Linked DNA regions of Mus musculus: region 2 is linked to region 1. Evidence: chromatin loops called from intact Hi-C (ENCODE). Cell type or tissue: heart. All regions are shown on one strand. Each heading gives the region's core, and the rest is flanking DNA. Links, peaks and the distances in the headings are about the cores only.

Region 1 (2,810 bases), core at 188-2,687:
CTACTGTTAGTTCTTGAGCTAGGCTCTCCCCCGTCCATGTGGGCTGTTAACTCCTGGGTCTGAGGGAGTCTCCTGGGTATCTGGTATATAGTAGACACACAGACACCTCTCCCGATTTATTGTTATTAGAAAGAACAGAGGTAGCAGTTAACTAGAGCTACCTGACTGCTTCACAGGTAGTGATTTTTTTTCTCTTTTTATATTAAAACATAAGTGTCAGGCTGCCTTCAGACTTCCTGCGTGGCTGAGAATGGCCTTGCACTCCTAATGCTTTTCCTCCCAAATGCTGGGACTGATTGCAGCACCCTACCCCTACCTTAGTACTGGATGTTTATTTACCAGAGACTTTGGTGAGCTCTTTATGTACAGAAAGTGACGTCTTGTTAGGTACTTTAATTGTATGTGTTTTATGAAAGAAAACTCTCCATCAATGACATACTCATTGTTCAGCTTTTGAGAATTTTGTTTCAGAAGTATGTTAGTGTAGGGAAGGGTATATAAATACCCATTTTTAGATATATACCTTTCAGTGAGAAAGAAAAACATACAGTTGTCATAGAGTTTTATTAAATTCTTATAACATTTTTTTTGTTTTGTTTTTGTTTTTCGAGTCAGGGTTTCTCTGTATAGCCCTGGCTGTCCTGGAACTCACTCTGTAGACCAGGCTGGCCTCGAACTCAGAAATCCGCCTGCCTCTGCCTCCCGAGTGCTGGGATTAAAGGTGTGCACCACCACGCCCGGCTCTTATAACATTTTTATAAAAGGACAATGACCATGACCATATGTGTTTATTGTCATCAGAAGAACATCCAGAGGCATAAGAAAATGTTAAAGATTGCTGGTTTTTCTTCTGCTGATTTTTTCAAGTGATCTTATTGTATTGTATTGTATTTTTTAAAGATTTATTTATTTTTAATTACGTATGTCTGTTTGTGTCTGCACATAAGTACAGTACCCATGAAACCCAGAAGAGCGGGTTGGGTCCTCGGGAACTAGAGTTATGGATGGGTTCTTGGAATCAAACCCTGGTCCTCTAAAGAGCAGCCAGTGTTTTTAACCTCTGAGCCATCTCCCTAGCCCCTGTATTTTTCTTTTTAATTTAGCTTTATGCTTTTCCTACAAACCTTGTAGCTTGTCACTTGTGTTATTTAGTAAATTTAGTAATTTTAGTAAAGCTAGAAGTACTGGATAGAGCAGGCTGTCTTTCTTTTCCATGATTGACTGTCTGCCTGAGAAAGTCAGCAGACTTGCCTGGAAGCCAGGGAGAATTAATAGGAGAGTTACAGGAGCTGGTTAGGAAATGAATGTGCAGAAGTCAGTGAATTTGGTATCTTAGCAATTCCCCAGAAGGAGGAGGAGGAGGTGGCAGAAAAGTTCTCATAACATAAACTACAATTATTGAAGGAGTCATTAACCTGTCTGAAGAAAGTGATAAAATTGCCTTATGAAATAAGCCTGGGAGGAGTAGGAAGATAATTCTGTATGAACAGGTATTCTGAAGTTCATTTTGAAGAGTAGGTGATGGAGTCTGAGGAGCAGCAGCCTCCTCTCCAGCCGCTGCTCAGTGCAGCACCAGGCTAAGGCTGTAGGTGGCAGGAGAGGCTTGCTAGTGCTCCGGGCATGGTCTGGCCTTGAAGGGCTGGGTGCAGAGCTGGTTTCTACTTGTTGTTGCGGGACATGATCTCACTGTGTAGTGTACCTCAGCCTCCTGAGTGCAGGGATTGCAGGCAGGCATCAGCACAGCCAGCTCTGGTCTACTTCTGACCTAATCTCTTTTTTCTACCTTAATGTTTTGGCGCTCGTGTCTGTAGCTGGTGCATGAGAAGCACGTATAGAATTGTAGCCGTACCTTTTGTTCTTCAGTACCATCGAGATTTAGGTCTTAGGCTTTTATTTTAGATGAATGAGGTTGATCTATTTTATTTTTAAAACGATTTGAAATTTTGAATATGTGTGTGTGCCCATGAGTGCAGGTGCCTGCAGAGAGCAAAGGTGTCAGATCTCCTGAGCTGGAGTTATAGGTAGTTGTGAGCCACCTGACTTGGATGCTGGCTGGAATTCAAATTTGAGTTCGTTGCAGAAGCAGTGCATGTTGTTAACAACTGAGCTCTCTCTCCTGCCTTGGTGAAGTTGGTTTTACATCAGAAGTAAGCATACCCACCCATATCCCAAGATAAATTGTTTCTCTGAGAATGATAGGGATGTTTGAGGGCTGGGAAGATGGCTCATTCAATAAAGTGCTAGCTGTGAAAGACATGACTTAGTTTAGATCCCCAGCATCCATATAAACCAGTCACTAATCTCAGATCTGGAGAGATGGAGACAGGAAGGTCCCTGGGAGTCCCTGACCAGCAAACTCCAGAATCACTGAACATTCTATTCCAAAGCACACATGGATCGCAGATATCTGATGTTGACCCCTGGTGCCCCTGCACACACACGGACACACACACACACACACACACACACACACACACACACACACACGGACACACACACACACACGGACACACAGAGGGAGAGAGAGAGAGAGAGAGAAAGATATCCTGGAGAAGTTTCTGAAAACAGTGTTCTATTATCTGAATAGAATGGAAGATGAAGGTGGGTTATGGGATTACATTTGTATGGGAAATGTCTTTTTTATTATGAAAGTTTGGATAGAGTTATAAACAAATAGCTGGTAACATGATTTTCCTTGTTAGATTTGAAGTGAGGACAAACACTTGCTTTTCAGGATAAACAGCTTACCCACCATCTCTGCATTGAAGTTTAATGGAGCCTTGAGCATGGCAGTTGGAACATCCACAGGG
Region 2 (2,810 bases), core at 149-2,648, 73 kb after region 1:
CAGAAGCAGGAGGCCTGGCCTGGGTGGGACTTCACTGGGGAGGTCAGATGTGGGGAGAGCCCCCTTTATTGGGGCACTAGCTGGTGAAGAGTCTCAAGCCTGGATTGTTCCAGTCCTGTGAGCTTCTCACCATGAAGGGAATGAGAGCAAGACACTTTTTGAAGAGTCACTGAAGACATTTCTGCTGAAAAATTGTGATTTCCCCTCAGGGGTTGGCTTTACAAGTGAAGAGCCATTGCCTTTAATGTAACTAAGCAGAGCTCCCTGTTAAAAGAGGTAAGGAGAGAGGCAGGGAATGTGTGTACCATGAGACTGCTATGGCTTGCACCCACATCTCCTCTGAGTGCCCACAGCCTGGGAGTTCTCAGGGCACATTCAGTGCATAGGGCACCATCCTAGAGTGGTCCACCCCACCCCACCCCTACTCTTTAACATCTTAGCTCCGCTCTTGACAGGCCTAGCTCTTGACTTAACCCTCACTTTAGCCACCCCCAGCAATGGCAGGTTCCCAGAAGAACACTGAGTGCTTGACTCCTGGCCAGGTGATACTAGGTGACCACGGTGATAATGGGCAAAGGCCAGGAGCAGAACATGTATGTCCCCTTCCTGGGGAGCGGAAGCCATCAACCTGCCTGAGTTAGGTGAGGGCTACCAACTATTCAGGCAAGGGTTCCCGGTAACCATGGCGATACCATTGGAAACGCTGCCATGCCATCCTGTGCCCTCACCCGCAGAACCCCAAGGACCGTGATGACCACACACACTCTAGGGCAATGAGCAGGTTTATACCAGGGTTTGCATTTAACTGAGGGGACAGAGGTAGCAGTGGGGTATATCAGAGGAGAAGAGATGGGATGCCCATCTGGATATTATTCTTATCCTTCCTGCCAGGGCCCCAGTCAGGCACATGACATCGGTGGACTTGGAAATATTGATAGAGAATGGAGCTGAGGAAGTGGGACAGTGAGAACGTTCCACAGGGCTTGGGGCAAAAGCTGTTGCTCCTGGTAGGCCTTCAGAGCTAAAGGCGCGTGCAGGGGAATCCCATGGGTGGATCTGTGGGTTTCTAGGCACTTGGGAAAAGAAAGAGGAGGCTGAAGCCCAAGCAAACACAACAGGATCCTCCCGGGGTCTTGATTTCATTGGGAGCAAAGGGAGTGAGCACCCTTTGGGGACTGAGTGGCCTCCAATCTGCTCTATTCTGGTACCGTTTTTAAATTTTAATTAATTAATTAATTGCCCAGAAAGCAAGCTAGGAGACCCCAGGCTTCCTGCCAGCTGCAGCCTTTTCCTGTAGAAGCCCTGGAGGCACTGGGCCCCAGATCTGGAGTGTGGCCGGCTCCTCCCGGATGTATTTGTAGAAGTGCTCGCCAGCACGCCCCATTTGGAAATGTCTTAAGATAGGAAACACAGTTGTCCCCGATGAGCAGGCTAGGTGACAGGGGAGGCTGCAAAACAAAATCATTTCCTCTGAGGATGCCAAGTTGAGGGGGGGAGGTCCTGCCGGTACTGCCTTTGCACATCCTGCAGTAATGACTCAACTTGAATTTCCCTTCTGGCTCTTAAGTGGTTTCCATGCAAAAGGCCAGTGCCCGAAGGAGTCACATCTGCAGGTCCAGGGAGAGCCAGGCAGCAGAGCCAGCCTCCCGCTCCACTGCCATACTCGTCTGTTTGGCACCTGGGCCCAGCTCCACTTCGCACGGTGAATCATGATGAAAACTTGAGAAAGGGTTTATTGGGGTCACTGTTAGGGAAGTCAGTGCATCGTGGAGGGGTACTCCTGAGGCACCAGATCCCATTGCATTTGCAGTCAAGCAGAGAGGTGGACGCTAGCACTCAGCTCTCCTTGTCCTTTGGATTCAGTGCAGGACCCCAGCCAGGGAATAGTGCTGCCCACAGTGTGGGTGCATCTTCCCACCACAACCATCCCATCTAGAAACTCTCTCAGGCATATGCAGAAGTCTCTCTCCTACATTCTAGACTCTCACATTGACAAAATAACCACCATTTGGGGTATGTGTCATACGACCTTTTAAACATTTTTTTAAAAGATTTTTAAAATGTTATATGTATGGGACTGGAGAGATGGCTCAGCACTTAGAGCACTGGCTGCTCTTCCAGAGGACCCAGGTTCTATTATCAGCACCCACATGGCAGCTCACAACTGTCTGTAACTCCAGTTCCAGAGAATCCGACACCATCATGCAGACATAAAGACATATATGCACAAAACCCCAATGCACATGAAATGAAAATAAATCTAAATTTGTGTGTGTGTGTGTGTGTGTGTGTGTGTATGTAAGTATGCATGTGTGCAGGTGCCTGAGGAGGCTAGAAGAGGGTTACTTGCAGTTGTGAGCTGCCCCATGTGGGTAATGAGAACTGAACTTGGGTCCTTCTGGAACACAAGCTCCTTTCACTGCAAAGCCATTGTCTCTAGCCCTTACTTGAACCCTCTTTTAAACATGAAATTCAGTGGCACTAAGTATGTGCCACTGTGTGGCATCTCCACTGTACTCCTCCAAAGCTTCGTTACTGCCCTGCTGACACCCTGTGCCCCTTGACTGCTAATCTGGCCAGCTGCTGTCGACCTTTGCTCTAGTTGCTGACTGTGAAGTTGCCTCATCGCATGGGCTCGTCCAGTCCTGACCTTTTGTGTCTAGCTCATTTCATTTACCATGTGGTGTTCAAGGTTGATCTCCGCGGTAGCATGCTAGCATGCCCCTCTTTCTTGTGACTGAGTAATAATCCTGTTTGCTCGAACACACCACATTCTGCCCATCTGTCCCTTTGTTACTGCAGAGACTGGC

What was found. Peaks named below come from ENCODE experiments on the same cell type or tissue, not always from the same donor. Only the 100,000 strongest peaks of a DNase experiment are listed, where the experiment ranks them.
Region 2: a loop joins it to region 1, with 2.3 times the contacts of the local background. A loop is called at or near these places in 3 of 42 quality-filtered maps.

Annotation. Positions count from the first base shown.
Region 1 is chr12:17,365,575-17,368,384 of GRCm38, forward strand. Nol10 (nucleolar protein 10) reads left to right here. Exons shown (of 21, transcript NM_001008421.1): 10 at 2,735-2,810. Among named protein-coding and RNA genes, the nearest start is that of Mir3066, 12 kb to the left of the region's middle. In heart, for the core only: a CTCF peak has its summit at 1,578; a DNase peak (open chromatin) is centred at 1,597.
Region 2 is chr12:17,439,008-17,441,817 of GRCm38, forward strand. All of the region lies in intron 1 of Gm36752 (a long non-coding RNA gene), which reads left to right. Among named protein-coding and RNA genes, the nearest start is that of Gm36752, 3.9 kb to the left of the region's middle. In heart, for the core only: no CTCF peak of the experiment used is centred there; DNase peaks (open chromatin) are centred at 1,414 and 2,634; H3K27ac peaks cover 540 bases.